Regions from separate parts of the Homo sapiens genome. Here region 1 is linked to region 2. Evidence: chromatin loops called from intact Hi-C (ENCODE). Cell type or tissue: PC-9. All regions are shown on one strand.

Region 1 (8,000 bases), 130 kb before region 2:
TTATTTATTTATTTATTTATTGAGATGGAGTCTCACTCTGTTGCCCAGGCTGGAGTGCAGTGGCACCATCTTGGCTCACTGCAACCTCCGCCTCCCAGGTTCAAGCGATTCTCCCGCCTCAACCTCCCACGTAGCTGGGATTACAGGCGCCCACCACCACGCCCGGCTAATGTTTGTATTTTTGTAGAGACAGGGTTTCACCATGTTGGCCAGGCTGGTCTCGAACTCCTGACCTCAGGTGATCTGCCCTTGGCCTCCCAAAGTGCTGGGATTACAGGAGTGAGCCACCGCCTCCAGCCTAAATGAACCACTTCTGAGACTGCAAAAATTGTCTCACTGTTTTTATGCGTTATGACACAGTATTTTTCAGAAGGACAATTATTAAAAGGCATGAAAAGACTATTTGAAAAGGTTAAAGAAATAGGTTTGTTTTAATAAGGAGAGAATGATAAACAGCCAATATGAATGTTTACATGTATGAGAGAATACAGGGAATTAAAGCAGATGTTTTTGTTTTCAACTGATATAAAAAATTAGGAGTTAGTCTTTCATTTTAAAATGGAGGCATATGTTTGACTTAGAGAAAGTGTTGACTGTAGAATGTTACTAAAGGAGTTTGTAGAATCTCCTTTTTCAGATATTTTTAAAGAATAGAAAATGGTATCGCTTGACTTGGGCAGATTCTTGCCTAATGTGTCCTTTCTAAAATACAACCACAGACATCAGTATCATTTATGGTAGAGAATGGGGAGGCTTACTCTCCGAATTCATGCAACAAACATTTATGGAGCCTCATGATGTACCAGGCACTAGGAATTAAACTTCCAATTCAATGTCCCCATGCAAACAGATCTTCAGATAGATAGGCAGATAGACAGTGGAAAGGGAATGTGGTAAATGCCATGTAGGGAAGGGGAAAGACTGGCCCAGTAATTATGACCACCTTTAACTGAGTCCAGGCACTGTCAGGCAGTGTCCAGGCACAGTGTCAAGCACTCCATGTACATTATTTTATTTAGTGCTCACAACAACCCTATGGAATATATACTATCATTTGCCAGCTATTATCCATGAAGAAACTAAGGTTAAGGAGAGATTAAATAACTTGCCCAAGATCACGCAGACAGCAAATTGCAGAGATTGTTTTGACTGTAGAGTTGAAGTTCTTAAACCCTGGGCCAGCCAGTCAGAATCTGAGAGGAGACAAGTAAGGTTGGTGAGGGGAATGGGAATTGAAAGGGATGAGGAAAGCCTTCTGAAGGAGAAGCCATTTCAATGGAGTTTTGAATGAGCAGGAGTTGGCCAGGTGTATTTTATCCGGGGGGCTGGTAGTGGAGGAGAAGACATGTTTGCCAGATAAAGCAGCTGTGGAAGGGACTGAATTTCAGTCACTTGTTATTTAGCTAAAGACATGGTCATTCTAAAGTCCCTACCGAGTTCTTGCACACTGATACCAGGGTTTTCAATGAGTAGTGCTCAGTTTATAAGAGTTAAGAAGTCACCATTTTTTTTTCTTAGTCCAAATGAAAATAGTGCTTCATCTGAGATCTGCGTATGAATGGCTCTGCCTGTCTTTGGTCAACCCATTTTCCACTCCCTTTACTTGTCCCTTCTTTCCCTCCGGCCTCTAACTCTCTTAGTCCTTCCTTCTTTTCTCTGAAATGAAGCTCTCTCCTACCCATAGAGAACACTTCCTCCTCTGGTTCACCAGGAAGTTTTTTTGGGCACAGCTTCATGGCCTCTCACAGTGATGGATCCTTATTTAAAGCCTGAAATCGATTTCCCCATGGCATCACAATATCTATGGCCATGCTTCCCTCTCAAACATGTGCATTTACTTTTTTTTGGAAGGAGAGAGGAGCAAAATTCATAATTCTTTTCTTCTTTCAGGCCTTTTAATAGTTCCAGTTCTTCTCTGGTCAATCAATCCCCATTTAGTGGAGGCTTAAGCTCCCTCCAGCCTGATTCTCTTTTATACGGCTGCCTTTCTGATGTCGTATATCGGTACAAACAAATAAACATAAAGAGGTTTGGTTTTTCTTTTTTCAGTTTGTTTCTTCTCAGGAAAATAAATTCTATTTAATTTTTCTGACTCCAATATACTCTTGCATGTCATAGAATCTTGTTTTATAATCAGCTATTGGAACTTTAGTAGGTCTACAAACAACCATTTCCTTTCCTAACTAAAATCAGAACCAATTGAAAAAGAGAAGAGGAGTCAGACCACTGCCTCACAGACAGTGGATTTTAAAATGTGGCTTTAGATCTGCAGTCGTCACTGGCCTCCAACACGTAACTCCTGAAAGAGACTGTCAGAGCAGTGATGCCAACGCAGACCCGGGGAATGACAGGACTTCCCCAGACAGTCCCCACCGGGCAGAGTCTGCCCGGTGAGCTCATTCCCTCTAAGGAGGAGTGAATCAGGACAGCTAGAGCTGGGACTGACATGTTGAAGCAAGTTTCTGCACACAGAAATAGGAGGCCAGGGTAAAGGAAAATCCTCCATGTTGAGATGTGGAAAGAAACCTGATTTTTGTTTGTCTCCCTTTATAACATTAATTCCCATTCCTTTCAGATTAGACTTTCATGTGTTATTTGTCGTTTACATAATGCTTTTGAATACAATTATTTAAACCTTTTTCTGTCTGTCTCACATTTCTCGGATGAGATATTCTCACTTTCCTCTTAAGGGTATTTTATTGTTCTTGTGTAACTACTGTCAAAAAATAAAAATTTCAACAAATTTAGTTTAATGATCTAAACTATTAGTGATTCATTAATCAGACGGTATCCCATCTATGAAACAGAAAAGCACGCTAGTAAGCTGAGGAGAGGCAGTGGGCTTTATAGGCAGAAAAGCCTGAAGAAAGCAGAAACAGGAACAGAAAGCCGATTGGTTGTTTCAAAGTTACTTTCTTTAAAAGGATAAAGCAGAGCCAGGGGACTTTCTTATTATGTCAGCTCAGGTTGACTGGGCCCCTTTTAATTGATTGCTGTGAATCTGTTTTTTGTTGTTGTTGTTTTGTGTTTTTTTGGGGGTTTTTTTGTTTGTTTTCTAACTGGCTGATTTTAAAGTCCAGTTTGGGGACCTAGCACTAGTGATTCCATTCTGGTTTGGTCTGTTCTTCTGGGCCTAGTGCAAGAGCTTAGTCCAAAACAATAGCCTCCCATAAATTTAACACTACTCTCAGTAAAAATAACCATTGGTATTTTTATAGCATGGCTTTTAATAATGCCTATATTCTCATATTTGCAAAGTGCATTTTCCTGAGCTGATTTTATCAGTGGCTTTACTTCCAAAATAATTTCCTTTTAGGACAATATCAGAACGGCACATACAAGTGTCCCCAAGTCATATTTGGAATAAGATCACTTGGGAACACAAGTCAAAGAAGGTATGTAACCAACTCACCTCATCTAATGGAACAGGTTTCCCTGGGCAAGCATAAGATTATTGTACATTGTTCAAAGATTTCAAGACAGATAGCGTAGATTTCAAGAATGCCAAACATAAGGCAGAGAGGAGTCTACTGGGATATTTTCCCGAATTGTGGCTTGTATCTCTCTCTGGTCTATTAGAAGACCTCCTGCATACCCCTAACAAGAGAAAAAATGACAGATGAAAGAAAGAGAGAGAGAGAGACTTTCTTGTAATTAATCTAATAGGCATTTTTAAAATTGAACACTTGGACTTCCTCCAACTGGCATCTTTAAAACACCCATTGATTAACAGGCAAATGGGATGAGTGAATTCATTATAAGAAGTGAATCCTTTGCGTCCACCAGATTCTTCTGCCTTCATTGTCATCAAAGTTCTTGGGCTCACTCACTGGCTATCATCCCTCTCACTCATCTCTAAAATGGTTTCAACATCCCCTCTGTGCGGTCCAGTTTCTCACCTAATTTGCATTAGGCTGATTCATTCATTCCTCAGCAGGGTTACTTGATGTGCTTTCTTCCCAGTGGCATCCATGTGTAAAGCTGTCTCTCACTGGCTCTTATCACAGTCAGATTCAAAATGCTCATTTCAGAAAGACTGCAAGTCTTAATAGAAGGTATAGAATTTAACAACATGAACACAGTGAAAGTTTAAGAATGGTTTCTGGAATACCTGAAATCTATTCTGCTTATATTAAAATGGCTTTCGGCAGAGGGTGAAAAACCCTGCCGGCAATCAGAGCATTCTGTGACATTCAAGTCTGCCCAGAGTCAGCAGCCAAGCAGCGTGCTCTCTGATCTACAGATTTGCATTGTTCACTAACCTTCCTGTGCCAAAAACACTCAGTTGCTCCCTTTCACCAGCCTCTAAGGTCACAAGACAGACAGTTCTTTCTTGATTACTCAAACAAATACACGTCTGATTCAGAGCGGGGAAAAAAGAGTTGCCAACAGTCAAGGCTTAGAAAGGCCAGGGCTGCTTGCACTTAGAAGCCAGCCTGATGAATCACCACATCCATGACTAATTGTGGGGTTCAAGTGTGCCCAGTTATAGAGCCTGTTTTTTAGAAAGGAAAATGCTAAAGAAGACACATAGAAATGTGGAAGAAAACTAGACACTTTTGTGTGACTACACAGATGGCCCGTGGTCATTAACAGGCTTGATACATACCTTTCTCTATATATATATAGTTTTTTTTTTTTTTTTTGACAGAGTTTCACTCTTATTGCCCAGGCTAGAGTGCAATGGTGCAATCTCAGCTCACCAAAACCTCCGCCTCCCGGGTTCAAGCAATTCTCCTGCCTCAGCCTCCTGAGTAGCTGAGATTACAGGCATGCGCCACCATGCCTGACTAATTTTGTATTTTTAGTAGAGATGGGGTTTCTTCATGTTGGTCAGGCTGGTCTTGAACTCCCAACCTCAGGTGATCCGCCAGCCTCGGCCTCCCAAAGTGCTGGGATTAGAGGTATAAGCCACTGCACCCAGCCCTCTCTCTATGTTCTTTCAATTAAGCCCCAGAAAATGTGGAAATGCCATTGCCCTCAACCTGGCTTTCCTCACAAGAGTAAACTTCATGGGCTTAAAAAAAATTCCAAACATTTTTTAAATCTCATAAGGTTAAGAAAGGGCAGTCGACTTCAATAAATTATGATGCTGATGATTTTTGTTTTAAAAAACTGGCAAAAACAGACTTTTACATATATATGACTATCATATATGACTTTTACATATACGTATATAGGTGAATTACTTATATACATATAAGTACATAAAGTATACAGTTACATGTATGTTAAAGTATGTATATACATATCTAATGTAAATATACATATATATGCACATATGAACCTATATCTTCATTGCATGCTTATGTAATAGATGCAGTGTGTAATATGTGTAAATCCATGTTTTATTTGTATAGATACCAAGGACATGATAATAAAAATGACATAGTTCTTGTCCTCAATTGTATAGTCTGTTGGGAAAGAAAACACACAAATAGAAAAAATTTTCATATAGAGAATTTTTAATATTCTCTATATGCTGCTATAAAATCAATAGTAGTCATGCACAGGGTGTTGTTGGCATAAGGGAGGAAACCTTGAAAAAGGGGTACATGTTAGGGAAAGCTTTGGGAAAGTGAGAGATGAGCTGATCTGAAAGGACTTGTAGTAGTGACTCTTGTTGAGTGGGAGGGAGGGGTAGGCAATGAATGGAGGAAATCCCAGGTAGAGGAAAAAGAGAGTACCAGAACAGCCCCACATTTATTTAAGAAATTGAAATTATAGCTAAAAACCTCCACACACAAAACTCCAGGCACCAAAGTTTTCATGGTTAAATTGTACCAAACCTTTAGTAAATAAATAAAACCAATTATACACAAACTCTTCCAGAAAATTTAAGACAAGGAAATACTTCCCACTTTATCTGGGAGGGCTGCCTTACCTTAACCCAAAATCTAGATGTTACAAGAAAAGATAACTACACAACATTAAATATCCCACATAAACATAGGTACGAAAAACCTTGAGAAAATTATAGCAAATGAAATTTAACAACATATAGAAAGAATAATACATCATGAATAAATGAGGTTTATTATGAGAGTGCAGGGCAAACATTTGGAAATAAATTGACGTAATTCACCATATAAAAAACAGACGAACATCTCAATAGGTGCAGAAAATATAATTGACAAAATTCTATATAGATTCATGATAGAATGAACAGCACTCAGTAATCTGGGAATAGATGGGAATTCCCTTAACTTGATAAAGGCATCCATTTAAAAAACAAATAACCAAAATACTATAGCTAGCATCAAACTGAATGGGAAATGACAATTCAGTGCAGAAACAATTGGTGTTGAAACAATTTGATATCCACATGTCCTATAGTTTGAATATGTCCCCTTCAAAATTCAGGTGTTAAAACTTAATGGCCAATGCAGTGACATTAAAAGGTGGGTCTTCTCAGAGGTTATTAGGTAATGAGAGCTCCTCCCATTACGAGTGGGATTAAGGCCCTCATAAAAGGAGCTTCACTCAACATTTGACCCTCTTGCCCTCTGCCTTCCACCATATAAGGACACAGTGTTCTGCCTCTCCTGAGTAAGCAGCAACAACGCACCATCTTGGAATCAGGGGACGGCCCTCACCAGACAACTAAATCTGCAGACACCTTGGACTTCCCAGCCTCCAGAACTGTAAGAAATAGATTTCTGTTCTTTACACATTATCCAGTCTTGGGTGTTCTATCATAGCAACACTAGTAAACTAAGACAATATGCAGAGAGAGAAAAAGAGAGAGAGGAAGGAAGGAGGGAGGGAAGGAGGAACAAAAGAAAGAGAGATCTTTAAAGCATACCTTACATACAAATACTAACTCAAAATGGATCAATACCTAAAAGTGAAATCTAAATTAAATTATTGTACCTTTTGAAAAAATAAGCCACAGAATGGGAGAAAATGCTTGCAAATCATTTATCTGATAAAGAACTTATAACAAAGATATATAAGGATGTCTCAAAACTCAATACTAAGAAAACAACAATGTAATACAAAAAGGACAAAATTTATTTTCGTTTGGTCACTTTTTAAAAATTTTACTTTAAGTTCTGGGATATATTTGCAGAATGTGCAGGTTTGTTACGTAGGTATACATGAGTTGACACTTCACCAAAGAAGATATTCATATAACAAATAATTACATGAAAAGACCCTTGAGTTCATTAGTTATGAAGCAAATGAAAAACCCTAATGACATACTACTACATGCCTATTACAATTACTAAAATCAAAAGAACTGACAATATTGATGATCACATAGAAAAAGCGAAACTTTCATACATTCCTAATGGAAATGCAAAATAGTATTGTCACTTTAGAAAAACAGTTTAGCAGCTTCTTAAAGAGTTAAGTATTTACCTACAATACAATCTAGCATTGCCACTTCAAAGATGAAAGTTTTATTTACATAAAAGCAGATATAGAAAAGTTTATACAGCTTTTCTATATATCTTCCAAAACTGGAACAACACAAATGTTCTTCAACAGGTGAATGGATAACCAAATTATGGTACATCCATACAATGGAATACTATTCAGGATTAAAAAGGAATGAACTACTGATAGACACAACATGGCCAAGTGCATTATACCAAGCAAAAAAAGCCAGATTTAAAAGACTACATACTGGCTGGGCATGGTGGCTCAAGCCTGTAATCCTAGCACTTTGGGAGGCTGAGGCAGGTGGATCACTTGAGGTCAAGAGTTCAAGACTGGCCTGGCCAACATGATGAAACCCCATCTCTACTAAAAATAGCTAATTAGCTGGGCCTGCTGGCGGGAACCAGTAATCCCAGTTACTCAGGAGGCTGAGGCAGGAGAATCGCTTAAACCTGGGAGGTAGAGGGTACTGTGAACCAAGATCGTGCCACTGCACTCTAGCCTGGGTGACAGAGTAAGACTCTGCCTCAAAAATAAATAAAATAAAATAAAAGATTGCATACTTTTACTTGATTCCAGTTGTATGACATTCTGAAAAAAAGCAAAACTATAGG
Region 2 (8,000 bases):
TTGATGCATTTTGATCCTGAAACAGGATTCCATATTAAAGTCAGCTAGCACGTTTATGTTAATTTTGTTTAAATCAAACACTACTTCTTATGTGGCTATAGCAAATAATGCTTAGAGTCCTAGGAAATTACATTAGCTTCATATCTAGACATTTTGGCTGGAACTAAAATATCAAGTGTTGTTTATACATGAAATCATGTAATCTTAGAGTTGGAAGACCTTAAAGGTCATGTAGTACAATGTTCAGACCAACGCATGAGGCCACACTCTCCACAATGTCCTGCTTCTTTTAAAAGTCTTTCTATTTATTCATCCAGTGAATATTTGTAGATTACCAACAATGCACAGGGTGCTGGAGATACATGATACGTGATATGTTCTCTGTCTTCATGAAACTTACTTTAAAAAATTGATAGATGACTAGCAATTTAGACTGCTGTTTCTCTCCTACCACCGCCGACCCCCTTTCCTTAACATCAAAAAATACAAACCAACCTACTAGCCAAATATGTCAAAATATGTCTTGGAACAATGTCCACTGGCCTTCTGGGAGTAGCATGAATTCTATTCATAGCCTAGTCTATTCCCCATGACCTCAGCCACTTCTCAATGTTCAGCCCTTATCTCTCCCTGACTCTCTCTCTTATGATTTTTTAAAACTCACTGCACCTACCAGAAATAATAATAATGATTAAAGGGCCTCTACTCATAAATTCAAATGCCTAGTTGTTTTAGTAATACTAGCTTACACTTACATAGTACTTTCCATGAACCAGGCACTTTCTGAAGCACTTGATATGTGTTCACTCCTTGAATTTTCATAAAAACATTGTGAAGTAGGCACTCATTTTAGTCTTCATTTTACAAATGAATATACTGAGGCATGTAAAATCAAACGCCATACTTGTCAAAGGTAAGCTAGAATTGCATTGTGACACTATTAGTTAAAGAGTAATTAAGAGTAATGCAATGAAATCCTGTAAGAATCTTAGTATCTTATAGTGTCTAAATAAATATGTAAATAAATGCAGTTTTGTGTAATCACAAATTGTGGTACACTTTTTAGATGCTCGAGACTGATTTTTGTTTTGGATAAATCCAGGTCTGCATTGCCCAATATGGAAGCCACTAGCCATACATGACATACAAATCTTAATTAATTAAAAATTAATAAATTTAAAATTCAGTTCCTCTGTCAAATTAGCTACATTATAGAATGTGCAATAGCCAATAGCCACATGTGGCTAGTGGCTAGAGTATTGGGCAGCACAAATACTGAATGTCTCTATCATCACAGAAAGTTCTGTTGGACAACACTGATCTAGATGGTGATGAAAATGGCAAAAACCCTATCTATGAGAGAGAATGATGTATTGAAGGCCAGACTGAAGCCCTTGGGTTAGCTCCTGCCCTCCTTGACTCATGAGCAAAATGGATTAGGCAAATGCTTTATTTTCTTGTTCTTCCTCCTTTTTTATCACACAAATATCAAAAATTCATCATTAGCAAAATTGAAAATGCAAAGAAGTAAAATGAAAAACAAGTCATAAATTCTCCTAAGTTAGGTGATGCTACTTTGAAGTAGAAATCCACTTCTAAATAGAAGGTAATTAGTGATTAATTTTTGTTTAATTTTTCCTCTGAGTCTTTCAATAGCTAATAATGGACCTACTGTGATCTCACAATAATCTACTACATTTTACATATTAATATGCTTACTCAATAAGTAATTACCAAGAATTTCTTTAAATTAAAAAAAGAAAACTGAATTAACAGAAACAGGTACTCTACCCAGAGGGGAGAAGCGTAACACTTTAGTGTAGACTAACTCATTTCAACTATTAGGAAACCCAGGGAATCCCATCCTTTTACAAAAATATTTTCATACTCCCTTTAAAGAGCAGAGTGGGAAAATGTTGAGGAAATGAGGCCTTCCTGTTTCTGCCACATGTGTTTAATTATCCAGCTGCAGCTCCAAAATAAGTAAGATCGGAAAATTCTTTCAGATCTCCGTGTAGCTGAATATCAAAGGAAATTTGGGTGATTCTAAAACTATTGTACTTCTGGTTCGTGTTGGAATTATGAGAGTTCTCCTGTTTTTGTCTCTAAATATAGAGTTCAGTGATTTGAACCTATGGAATCTCCCTGCAGTCTTTTTTCTTTTATATGACGACTATATAATAAGTGAAGAGCATTTTGAAGAGGGCAAGTTCACTTTTTTTAGTTGAGGCCAAAGGCCACAGTAAAATCTTTGTTCTTTTACTTTTATTTCTAACTATGCCTAATTTTTTTAGTATTCTCTGAAATTTTATTAAATTCTTTTTATAAATATCTTTCTGGATCTTTTAAAACTTTTTTTCTTCAACATCTAAGAAAAAACATGTCACAATAATATTGTGATGCTTGCCTTTGCTGGGCAAAATATGTTTTTCAGACGTTAATCTTTATTACAAATATAGATCTGAAGGAGCTTTAGGCAGTCAGTTCAGTCTAACCTGTTTCCAAACAGGTCTGATGAAGCCTGAGCTGGTGATGCCACCAAGGCAGATTTTATGATAGGGAGAAAGTGCAATATTTGAAGGGTAGAAAACAGCAAGAAAGTGATTCTGTGCGCTGAGCTTCAGGACTCTGACCACTATGCTTCCTCACGGATGGGTCACTTCTTTTTTTCTTTTTTTTTTTTTTTTTGAGACGGAGTCTCGCTCTGTCGCCCAGGCCGGAGTGCAGTGGCGCGATCTCGGCTCACTGCAAGCTCCGCCTCCAGGGTTCACGCCATTCCCCTGCCTCAGCCTCCGGAGTAGCTGGGACTACAGGCGGCCGCCATCATGCCCAGCTATTTTTTAGCAGAGACTGGCTTTCACCGTGTTAGCCAGGATGGTCTCTATCTCCTGACCTCGCGATCCGCCCGCCTCGGCCTTCCAGAGTGCTGGGATTACAGGCGTGAGCCATCGCACCCGGCCCGGATGGGTCACTTCTTTAGGAAAGAAAACCTCTACTCCACTGTTAAATGTAAGAGCTCAGAAACCATTGAAATACTTTTTATATAATGTTAAGGAGTACAAGAAAGTGTAATGGTAGAGGAACAGTCAATGCAAAAAGTAAAATCAATACATGCCAATAAAAAATGTGAAACCTTCTAAAGGAAAGAATATATACATTTGCCCAAGAAATTCTTCTATTTAGAATAAACAATTTTAAAACATGGATATGCATATTTAGTATGAGACATTAACATGTAAATTATCTTTAAATAGTTTTTTATTATATTGTTAAAAGAGTAAAGAATGTGTGTTGGGGTCCTAGGTGTGGAAAGTGATGCTGAGCCAGAATTAGGAAGATACTCTGTTATTGAGAAGCTGGGAATTTGAAAGGAAGTTTGGTATCTGAGAGAGGTGAAGGAGGGAGGGGGCATAAACATTTTTCCACAAACACTCCCAGATCAGGAATTTGTGTGACTAAGGCATGATGCATAACTGAAATCTAAAAAGGTGTGACTAATGCCTGTGTAATTTTTTGTGGTGCATTTCTGTTCATGAAAGTAAAACAATGCCTTTTCCAAGTTTTAGTATTTGGAAAGCTTCCCATAGGGAGTATCAAAAATACATATTCTTCCACTACCTTTACTCTTCCACAATTAATTCTGGCTTCACTCCTCACCTATTGTGGGACTGTGAACCAGTGACCTAGCTTCTCCATGTTGCTTTTCCCACGTGTAAAATTGAGATATTAATAGTACATATGACATAAAGTTGTTATAAGTTGTTATAAATGAGGTAAAGATTAAATAAAATACTAATTGAATCTAAAACATAAAGTTGTTATAAAGATTAAGTGAGATAGTGCAAATAAAGTGCTTAGCACAGCGCCTGGAACATAGTGAAGTCTGCAATAAGTGGAAGTCATTCAAACTATTAGGGTCTTTAAAACCACAGGGATATTTCACAGGAACAAAGCAGTGATCTATATAGTATGTCATATGAATGGGAAAAATAGCCAATGTGACAAAAGAAGATACACATCAGTGTCTGTTGAATTAAGGCTCTGGTTGGTGATAATTCTATACCTGTGGATTTCCGAAGACCAGCTGAACAAACACAATTCCCAATAAATATACTTGTCTGCCTTACGAGGCAGCATTCTGTCGAACTGTGCTATCCAATAGAGCTTTCTCTGATGATGGAAATATTCTATTACTCTCTACCCAGTACAGTAGCCTCTTGCCACATGTCATAACTGAGTACTTGGAATATGGTTAGTATAACTGAGGGACTGAACTTTTATTTTAAATTTAGATAGCCATATGTGGCTGTGGCTGCCATTTTGGACAGCACAGCTATAGAAAGATACAAATAAACAGCATACATAAGTCATAAGTCATATATTTAAAACAACTTCTCTTTTCCTCACTCTACATTATGCCAAAGCCAAAAGACAAGTTTAAGTACCTTGCATCATCCTTTTATTATGGCACACTAGAATACTCAGCGTAGGTATATGCTGAAGGGGCAAAGAGCAAGGACATTCCAGTAGCATAGCACATCTAGAACCCAGATCTCAGTTTCAAAGTACCATTATTCACTAAGAGTACACATGAATTTTTGGAGACGTGGCTGATTCCGAGTTGGAGATGAAGAATACAAAGTCAAAAAACAAAAACAAAACAAAACATGATGCAGTTACACAAAGAAATTTCAATATTTGTTTGCATTTTTGAAAGATATTAAAGGTTGTCCAATCGTTGCCTACAGCAACACTTCTTAAAATTCCATTTATCCCATTCCTTTCCATATCTCCCGCACCCTGCATCTGTCTTAAATATCAGACTCTCCCCCTTTTCCTCTCAATTCCCACTAAATTCAGTCTCCAAACAAAATTTGTATAGCTCCTCACCTCTCTCCATTCTTTTGCTTTCTCCTCAAGTCTTTCTTTTTTCCCCCTTGAATAAATCTTTCTAGTGCAGATACCCCTTCCTTGCTTCTCCTTTCCCCATTCTCTGATTTTATGGCACAGAAAGCAAGGAACCAAGATGGCAGATTCAACATATCTCTTAGAAATTACAAAGACCAAGCTAACAAATTCAGATTTCTCTTATAGACGTGGTCAGAGGGAGAAAGTATGGAAGTACTTGTAACTTAATTTTTTCTTTCTACTTATTTTTGAGTCCTAAGCACATGTATTATATACTATTTTCTGAGACCCTTTCTAATGTCATCTAACCAAGTTTCTGAAAGCACCACACACAGTTAATCCTATACATGCAATTATTTGTTGACTATATAATATTATAAGTAAAATTACTTCCTGCCAAAAATATATCCTCATTTCAGATAGCAAGTTCCCTGTTAGAATGAGGTATGTATTTCCTTTCCAAGCATTATTATACAAAAATAGAAATACACCTAGAGGAATAACACATTAAACAACTATCAAACGTTAACATTCAACATATCTGTTTCTGCCCTGGCAGGTTCCTGGCATCAGACAATGCCTGGAATGGAACTATTCCTAAAAGTGGAAGGGCTGATGGCATTGTACCATCGTAGGTACAATGCACGCCATGGGGTGTAGCTGGGAAGGGTGTGTTTGGGGTGGAAGCAAAAATCATAAGGTCACCCGAATGCTAGTTGAGGGGTAAGACACACGAAGAGTAAGCAAGATGCCCCCAAAATTCCATTTCACGGTATTGCCTCTAGTCGTCCTTATCCATTCATCAAATAATTAAGGTATGAACAATATATAATTAAATAATTTTGGCAAAAGGTGAGTTTCTGTTATTATACAAAGGCTTAACTAATAATGTGAGTCTTAAGGTTTCATACTATGAAATGCTAGAAAACATAACAGACGTTCTCACACCTTTCTCAGTTTCTATCTTGGTGCCTCTATTAATACACGAAAATAATGTGCTTCCCCTTTACAGCCATGAAAATCATATTGAAAATGATGCATACTAAACAAAAAGATACTGTGTCCTTGAAGAATCAGGCCATAAACAAGACTTCTTTTGGCATTCACTAGAAAAATCTCAAACTCATGAGGACCTTTTTCCAAGGCCATCTTTTAAGTAACGCAAATTTGGAAATACATGAGAGGAAATAATTTGTTAACCAGCTGTCTTTCTTAAACATCTCATTAAACAAATTAATCCATACCAAAGGGGCTACCATACAAGGTCATAAATGAAACAAGTCTTGCATATTTGTCACTAGGGCAAAAGATACAAAAGAGATAAAATTCTGGGAACAAACTATGCTGTTTAAACTCTCACAAACACTTTCTAATTAAAATTTGGAATAGAACGGAAATCAACAGTACTCAGTCATTTCTTTACATCAACTATATTTAGAATAGGACAAATAATGAAAGATTTAATAATGTTCATATGGAATGCATTGAGATCAGGCAGCTTGGAGAGGTTGGCTTTATAGACAAAAATACTCTATGATTCCACTTATATGAGGTACCTAAAGGAGTCAATTTATAGAAACAGAAAGCAGAATGGTGGTCTCCAGAGGCTGGGAGGAAACGTGAATGGGGAGTTGTTTAATGGGTATAGAGTTCGTCTTGGAAGATGAAAGGAGTTCTGGAGATTGGTTGCACAACAATATGAATATACTTAACTCTACTGAATTGTACATTTAAAAATGGTTAAGATGGCAACTGTTCTATTATGTGTATTTTACCACAATTAAATTTCTTTAAAAGAGAGAAAAAATACCTCAGTTGTTTCCTGTAATATTCAGATAGAATTCTGGAGGAAAGATCGTCTAAGTCCTAGTTATGTTAGATCCTTCAAGATCCTGTCCCTCCTTACGTCTCCCTCTGATGACGTCTCCCTTCAGCACTGACACTCTGTACTGCTAGCTGTACTGGAAAGTTCCTAGATGGCAGTTTTTTTCTCAAACTCTGACTCCCAGAACATTTTCTACTTTTTCCCCTGGGAGATGATGGGGGATTTACCCTGAAGCTAAGGAAGCTAAGACAGCAGGGCACTTCACCACCATTCTCTTCCAAAGCCATGTACTTAATTTTTTTCATTTTATTTTAAACCACTCCCTCTCTCCCCACATACACAAAAAATTTGTATAAGCTTCAGACCCCACTAAACTTGCATCCACCTCTGCCAAGGTGTCTTATATATATAGTAGGATATCCCTTCCTCCAGGACATAAGCATCCTGTCCCAAACCCCCTTTTGGTGATGTGTGTATTGTCACATTGTTTACGTATTGTCACAGACACTGGATTGTACTTACCAGCCTTCCAAACCAAGCTGTGTGTGTTTTCTAAGGAAAGGGATTTTATTTGTCTCTCTACTTCAGTTCCTGAAACATAGTACAGGATAAGTGTACAAGAATTGATTTAAGTCAGTTCACGAACTGACTTAAGAAAGCTGGCAGAAGAGTCAGGACTAAAATCGAGTCTTTAAGTTATGGGTACGCAAAGGCAGACAGAGTGGTATAATGGCCATTGGAGACTCAGAAGAGGGAGGGTAAGAGGAGGGCGAGGGAAGAAAATTACATATTGATTACCACATACACTGTTCAGGTGGCAGGTACACTAAAATCTCAGATTTCACCACTATACAATTCATCCATGTAACCAAAAATCACTTGTTCCCCAAAAGCTATCAAAATTTTAAAACTCTTTTTAAATAATTAATATAATAATAATAATAAAATCGAGTCTTTAGTATTTCCCCTACCCCTAACTCATCTTTTCTTCTTTGCCTAGTTAGGGGCACACAAACTTCCCTCTTAGAAATATAGGGATTTGCTTGCTATGCAAAGTAAACATTAAACAGGTTTAACTAGACAGCTCAAGTTTTATGAAACTAATCTTTATGTCAAGACACTGAAGGCAACTTAATAAAAACAGGGATTTAGATATGAATAAACTATATACAAACTTGACGTCCTACTTGAAGAAAAAGTAAAAGTTGGGCTCAGTATTTCTGTCTGCATACTGTGCAAACAATTCCTAAAATACAAATCATACCTC

Evidence for each region. Hi-C counts contacts between places; a loop is a spot of excess contacts. Peaks named below come from ENCODE experiments on the same cell type or tissue, not always from the same donor. Only the 100,000 strongest peaks of a DNase experiment are listed, where the experiment ranks them.
Region 1: it touches region 2 in a loop (9-fold over the local background); 4 of 110 quality-filtered maps call a loop at or near these places.

Annotation. Positions count from the first base shown.
Region 1 is chr7:116,313,116-116,321,115 of GRCh38, forward strand. LOC105375463 (a long non-coding RNA gene) reads left to right here. Exons shown (of 7, transcript XR_001745336.2): 4 at 3,317-3,395; 5 at 6,526-6,644. Among named protein-coding and RNA genes, the nearest start is that of TES, 110 kb to the left of the region's middle. RefSeq lists enhancers at 4,024-4,103, 4,204-4,353. In PC-9, no CTCF peak of the experiment used is centred here; DNase peaks (open chromatin) are centred at 3,916, 4,346 and 5,006; H3K4me3 peaks cover 1,052 bases; H3K27ac peaks cover 3,223 bases.
Region 2 is chr7:116,439,781-116,447,780 of GRCh38, forward strand. All of the region lies in intron 1 of CAV2-DT (CAV2 divergent transcript), which reads right to left. Among named protein-coding and RNA genes, the nearest start is that of CAV2-DT, 56 kb to the right of the region's middle. RefSeq lists an enhancer at 2,698-3,897. In PC-9, no CTCF peak of the experiment used is centred here; DNase peaks (open chromatin) are centred at 2,531, 3,481 and 7,831; H3K4me3 peaks cover 2,411 bases; H3K27ac peaks cover 4,950 bases.